Regions from separate parts of the Homo sapiens genome. Here region 1 is linked to region 2. A link is a contact called in ENCODE Hi-C data. All regions are on one chromosome and are shown on one strand. Each heading gives the region's core, a stretch centred on a gene start or an enhancer-like site at or near the end of the contact. The rest is flanking DNA. Distances are from core to core; before and after follow the strand shown. Region 1 holds the start of PPP1R1C (protein phosphatase 1 regulatory inhibitor subunit 1C). Region 2 has its middle 61 kb from the start of NEUROD1.

Region 1 (3,569 bases), core at 415-2,914, 240 kb before region 2:
CTTGGAGCCTCATAACATTGGTGGTGCTTTCAAGATTCATTACCCTTATTTTTAAACAGGATAAGGAAGAGCTTGGAAACCTATTTCTAGCAGGTACCAGAGTTAAATCAACAGCATAAGCTTTGAATTTCAATTAATTTTGTTAACTTTTTTATTTTCTAGTATAATATTTAGAACAAATAAACAAATGAAGAATAAATATGGATCTTATGAGAATATGCAACTTATTACAAACTCTAAAGTTTTTTTTTTTCATTTTAAGAGTTACAGGAGCATAGTATTGTCAGAATCCCTTGAATATAATATCCTTTATTTGTTTATTATATTCATTTATGGGTAAATACCCAAAGTAAGTGTCAGTAGGATAGATAATAAAATTTATCAATGACATCCTGTCCAAGATAGAAGCAACATCCCATTCAGCATGGATAGACACATGTTCAAGGATACATTTATCTGGCCTGAGTCTAGGTGCATCTACCTCAGATTTCAAAACATCCTGAAACACTATGAGTCACGGATTAAATAATTATTTTTAAGACTTTATATCAAATACTTGGAAAAGGATTCAAGAATAATTTAAGTTTTAAGAAATGAATGGATTAGGTTGATGTCCTCATAAATTTCTTTGCTTTTGCCTCCTCACAGTTGCAGTTCTAAGAGATGCCATTGCATCAAGAATCTAAGTAAATCTGAATATGAAAGGTGATACAGATGTAAACCAATATTAGACATGGACAAAGAATCTAGGAAATGTTAAAACACTGTTTGTAATGTCTGAACAAAACGATTTTAAAACTGTACAAAAAGCTACAAATCCTAGCTGTAATATATTATATAAACTTATAATCATTGTTTTGTGTCCACAATAATAAAACATATGAAAATAAAGTATTAGGCCTATAGTCTCAAACTATTGCAGGATTTAATGATTTTATTGCTAAATCAATCATTTTATTTTATAAAAAATGAAATAAAATGTTGCTCATTTTGATAATTTTTAAAAGTTGCTCTAAATGTTGAAACTGTTATTTTAATGAGCAAAAATGAACAGATTTATGAATCCATATCTGAATTGCTTACAGAGCCATTTTCCCCTCAGAGGTGCTAATTTTGTATCAAATGAAGTGTTACATTTTAGACAATAGTTCTCCCAATGCAATTTAAATACAAGTATGTGTAAAAACCAACTTATTTCTTGTTTACATTATCTTGAAAGTCAGAGTTAGCAAAATCAAAAGGTAAAGAACCTTTCAATTAATAACCAGAATGCATGTTCATATTACCTTATGTACAGGAATGGTTCTCCATGCAATTTCACATACCTGCTCTGCTGCTTCAGGTGCAATCTGACTCTGGAATACAGGCACGGCAAACTGTATCTTTTTGGGACTGTTGGGCTCCATGGTAATGATGATAATTAGTCAGAGATGTGAAGAGCTCAGAAAGACTAACCCTAAGTGGTGTCCGGGATGTGTTTCCTCAGACACACTCCACTAAGCCACACAGAGTGCTTCGTAATAAATAGCTGTAATTCCAGATCGAGCAAGTGAAGATGCCGAGGTTTGAGTAACCCCCTTCTTCAACATCCACGGTGATGCCTGGCTTGCCTGTTCCCCCACCAATCCCTTGGATCCTCTCAGCACAATACAGAAAGGAACAATACGCTAATTGTGTGCCTCTTCACTAATACACATGCCAAGCATTCACTCAGCAGCTAATTGAAAATGCAATGCTAGCCTTGAAGGACCCACTGCCCTGGGATTTGAAAGAAAGGCTCTATCCACTGTACATTACTAACCGGCTGCTCAAAAGTGCAATGTAAGCTCCCTCTGAGTATTGCAGGGATGGGCCATTCATTATTGATGAACATCAAGCAGGAAGTTTTTAGAGTTGGGGGCAGGGTTTAGGTATGGAATCATTTCTCTCAGCAACTTATAAGTCAGATACCTTTGCTATTTCACATTCAGCCACGAAACAGTTGAATGGCCATGGAGGGTAAGCCACAACCAATAATATCAGCTATGTTTATGCTATAAGATCTGGTTAGTTTAAACTCATCCTAGGAGGCAGAGCATCTGTGGTGTAGTGAGGGCAGCATTACTGCAGGGCTGAGCAGATCTTAGTTCGAGTTCCATCTTCATAATTAACAAGCTCTGTGGCCTCCAGAAAATTACTGGCTACGTCTAGGCCTCCACACTTCCATCAGAAAAATGAGGGGATTGGACTCAATGACCTTTAAAGTCCCATCCTGTTCCAACATTCTAAAATTGCAGTTCACAGTTTTCATTAGAGTGGAAAGTATTGTGCTGCTAAATTTAGCAAACAGCTTGGAAGTCACTGCTGCTTCAATGACCTCTATTTTATTTCCTGGTGGAGCCAGTTACATTCTCTGACTTGGAAGAATATGACTGGAAAACATTAGTAGAAACCTAATGGTAGTCAACATTATGGCTTGTTGTCAACAGTAGAAATGTATGTAAAGATAAGGACTTGAAAAAAGCATGAAGTGGGTAATGTTCAGAGGGTTGATATTGGCTAGTGGTCAGGGAACAGTGGGACACTAGCCTGATTGCCACATTAGTTAATGTTAAAGGGGAGGTAGTAACATAGCCAGATGGCCTTCATGCATTCGAATACTTTTATGAAGGAAGTGTGAAAATGAAACTGCTTGAGATCTCTGCTTTCTTGAGAGGCATTATGTGATGAATACTAGATTTGTAAATATGTTTTTGGATGTACTTAATATATTTAGACATCGACTATGATTCCAGGTATTTACAATTGAAGTTTTTATTTTTTAAATTTTGATTCTGTACTAGGAATCCATCTTAATGATTTAAATAGGCAACATTCTGTTGAAGGAATATAGAAAGGAATATGCATTATTGAAGTAGTTTTCTATATTCACTAGGGGAAAAAGCAAAGATGTGGATGTGAAAGCACTTTTAGTGGAGAACAGTGCTGACTAGCAAGAAATCTTGTGATGAGTTTATCCGTGTAGTGTCGAAGGGAAATTTATAAATTACATTTTATGTAACAGTTTACAAAAGTCTCCAGAAATAAAATCTAAATTGATATCATTAATGAAGTTATTTCTTTGAATATATCTTCAAATTATATAAAAGGAAAGCAAGACAAGACAGTATTTTTAGTGAGGAGTTAATACAAAACTTCACATAATGTAATAATTAAGAACATGCACTTGGCAACCTTGAGTTCAAGCTCTAGCTCTGCTACTTACCAAGTTTATCAGTTTGGGCAGTAGGAGAACTTTCTTCTTGTGAGGTTTAGATTACTCAATTCCTGAAAAGAGCTCATTACAAGGCCAGCACGGAATCACTCAATAAAAGATAGCTATTATTTTTCTTTCAGCCAGATTTTTCAAAAGGCTTCAACATACACATTTTCAACCAGAATCACTAAGAATATCTATCTACTTGGAATAATTTGATTCCACTTAGAATAATAGGTGATAAAGTGAAATTTCATATATGTGTTTGGTATAAATACCAATAAAATGGTTCTCATTAACTAATTGCCCTATTTTGAATAGGTTGATCAGAGAC
Region 2 (3,711 bases), core at 283-2,782:
ACAATTGCATGTACATTGTGCACCACATGGCCCAGTTCAGTACCAATATAGAGAACACCACAGGCTTGGTAAACAATAGGGATAATATGGCCTGTGTTAAAAAGAGAAGATTTCTATCAAGTAGTGAAAGTACAAAGTCATATGATAAGTTTTGGCCTCACAAAGATGAGGCTAATATCATTAGCCATTTATTGCAAAGGAACAAAATTTTTTCAAATTAAACTCATGATGGATTTTAATCACTTGGCTAATGTTAGTAAATGATTATGCCTCAAGCCATTACGATAATGATCATTATTAGCAAGAGTCTGTTTTCACAATGTTTATAATGCTTAAAATTAATCCAGAAGTCAAGAGTCATTAAATCATTTCACCTGCAGCAGAATTTAAAAGTCGCACATATTTCACATAATTGCAATTTAAAAACAAAAGCTATGAAGGCAGTGGAAAAATACACAAGAAAATCAAGCTATTAACTACAGTGCCACCAAGCGACCAACCTCAAAATTCCACGTATAATCAAAAGGGCAAACATACGAAGGAAAATAATTACATGCAGAAAAGAGACCACAGCAAGAACCTCAGATGGATGCTGATTATGGACCTCAATGAATCTCAGAACTCTAAAAGGTCAACTTTTAACTATCTAGAATTAACCGTTTTGATCTAGGAAACTTCAGGGATCATCAGTGGATCACCAGAGAGCTTGCAAATTGCTGAATTTGAAACACAGATGGAGATAAGTCCTTTAAAACAGTAGCTAGATTTTCAAATGTAAGAAAAAAATGTATGTTTGAGTGGTATGAAAGAGTTGACCATTCCGGACGACATGGTATGGTCTTCAAATACAAAGAATAAAGTGTGAACAAAAGAGAAGATTATAATAGAAAACATTTAACTATATCCCGTAGAATCTTTCCTAGTTGTCAGGTTTAAAGTCTACAAAATGTTGGAATCAGACCAGATGATTTCTAAAGTCACTTACCAGGCCAGAAATCCTATGGCAAAGATCATTGAAGTCATGTGACCCCACAAATTTTATGCAAAACATGGACATATGTGCTTGTAGAGTATGAGATTGTACTCTAATAGTTGAACTGATAACACACCTCAATTGAAGTAAAACACTAAAAGATGTTAAAGAAAAATAGAAAAAAAATTTAATCTTATAAATCCAGACAAAAAATAATTTGGAAATAACTCTTACCAGTAATGTTTGAATCATTTATTTATTCATTTATTCATCAAGTATATCTTGAGTTCTAACTATGTTGCAGGCATATGGGCTAAGTTCTAGGGATAACAACATACCATAGGAACTGTTTTCCAAGATGAGAAGATATCATTAATAAAAATAACTCAGAATTTATCATGTGAGGCTAAAAATATATGGGTTGAAAAAGGGTAAGAAGTTAGACTGGCTTCCAAGGTATATATAGATTCATTATAGTCTATAGACAAAAATATCTGACCCCACCCTTATGAGCTATCCCTGGAAATACTGTCTTCATTCTTAGGTCAAGCATCATGAAACTGACAACCAACCAGCCAATAAAAATGACTAAGGGAGTGACGAGTCTGAATTACTAACAGGAGAAACTTAGGAGCTAAATATAAACCATTTTACTGTATAGACTGACCAAACCAGGTCTAAAAATAGAAAACTAACATGGGGGTTGATATTGTTTTCCATTGCACAAGGAGATAATCATGGGAGTGGGCAGTAAGATAGAGTTTGGAAGAGGAAACTTCAGATAATTTCAGAAAAAATACATCCTGTCAGAGAAAATTATCCCATTAATACAATCACTAGGGAGCAATGTTAGAAATTCCATTTGTTGATGGGTTGGGAACCCACTAACTGAAGCTCTAGGGCATGTGTTTTTATTATCCCAGGAGTAGAATGGGCTGCTGGTGCCTCTCAGTCTCTGATTTACACTCTGCAAATGCTCAGGGCAGGAGTGGAAAATCATCAAGGAAAATCAAGTGCGTTCTCTGTGGAATACGGAAACGGATTATGGCATGTTTCAAAGTTACAAACTATTCAATTAAGTCATTTCCCCCTTCACTTGTTGCTTCTCTCCTATTGGTTCCAATGAAGGAGCCAAACAGGCCCAACACTCTACTTTCCTGAGGAGAGAACTGGAGTCCAGTCCTAATGCCAACTAAAAGTAATAACGAGAAATTTTTTTTTCTAAAGATTGTCCACATTTGCCATGCAAAACAGCTCAAATTTCTGGTTCTCTTTCTCCTGTCCTGAAATAAACAAACATGCAAAAATGTCACCTGGGCAAGGTGAGTTAGTCCAAGAGTGTTCAGTGTATCTGATTGCTGCTGACTTGTCTACACCCTCACAGTCCCTTACAATGACCTCTAGGAAATAAGAACACGTCCTGATTTTGTTGGACAGGTGCAACACTCAATCAGCTCATACTTGGCTGTAGACTGACCATGCCAGAGAGGGCCAGCCATTGTCTTCTGTTGTATTTTTAAAGCACAGAAAACAAAAAACAACTACCTTTTGGGTTCTGTGACTAGGCACCTCTGCTCAGCTTCTATCCCCAGTTTGGAGGTTGGAACTCAGTGGTGTTCTTCTCATAACTTCTGCCTGGTGGTTTGGACCTTGGCTCTTTGAGTTAACTATATGACTTCTGATTTTAACCATCTGCCATATTTCTAGACTGACAACTGGCTGCACTTATTGTTCGTTTGTTTCCTGATATATTTTTTCCCCTCTCTTAGACCTAAGCTATGAACCCAATGTTGATTCATAAAACTTTGCAGTAATCTTTGCTTTGATCTATGAGGAAATTTTTTAAAATTGATTAAATGTTTCAGGATTCATCTTCTCAGCTTTGCTGGTACAGAAAGTTTTTCATTTTTCAGAACTGTGCCTGTTTGTCATCTAAAAAAAAACATTTTTTTGGTCATTCCAAGTATAAATGAACAATTATAATAGTGATATCTCTGCTAAAGCAATAGATTATAGTTTAAGTTGTCATTTAAGCTATAAGTTATTAGTTATTAGTAGTCATTTTTATAGGTAGTTTCTTTTTTTTTCTTTTTTTTATGACTTGTGCCTTTCTTTGTATATGTAAAGAATCCAGGTAGTGGGAATTTGTTGTATTTTAATATGAGTGGTTAGAAATATAGGTTCTAGAATAATGATATAACTGATATATCCAATTAGTTTACCAAAGCATTATCCATCGTAGCTTAGTGTATGCACTCTATAATTTTCTTGCATAAGTAAATTATTATTATTTCTTTTAAGTACAGCTGGCATTCACATTTTTCCTCAATCTATAATTTAGAAATTTTGATAACAGACAGGTAAATAGATGGTCTTTCTTGATGAGTTATAATTAAAGTGTCAAGCACTTACTTAATGTTAGAAAATAGATTGCCTTAAAATACACTTATGCAAATACCTCAAATGGACCTACATGACTTCAGTAGCTGAAAGTAATTATAATAGAAATTTTCAATTCTAGCCCATGGGAGAGTACAAATACTAAAGCTCCAACACTTGTAAGAAATATGCCAGAATTTGCAAAAAAAAAAATTATTTACAGAAATGTCCATTTATTCTCACACTTTTTTTCAGCTGCTTCGAGAGAACAAATTGACATGGACACCATCAGTTAACATTATTGCCTGAATTCTCCTTGGTAATTGGCTTTAATTGTCAGAGCATAAGGCTGGGGAATG

Evidence for each region. A loop is a pair of places that touch in the nucleus more often than their neighbours do. Pooled maps may share reads with other maps.
Region 1: a pooled map shows a loop between it and region 2 (3-fold over the local background). The contact joins the promoter of PPP1R1C here to the enhancer-like site in region 2. A Hi-C loop is called at or near these places in 2 of 37 single-sample maps with no recorded cell type and 4 of 50 pooled maps.

Annotation. Positions count from the first base shown.
Region 1 is chr2:181,983,948-181,987,516 of GRCh38, reverse strand. PPP1R1C (protein phosphatase 1 regulatory inhibitor subunit 1C) reads right to left here and starts at 1,664. Exons shown (of 5, transcript NM_001080545.3): 1 at 1,326-1,664. The coding sequence starts at 1,406.
Region 2 is chr2:181,739,799-181,743,509 of GRCh38, reverse strand. No RefSeq gene overlaps it. Among named protein-coding and RNA genes, the nearest start is that of NEUROD1, 61 kb to the right of the region's middle. Within about 2 kb of position 1,532, at least 2 of the 41 ENCODE cell types and tissues checked have a DNase peak (open chromatin) inside an H3K27ac peak, as active enhancers do.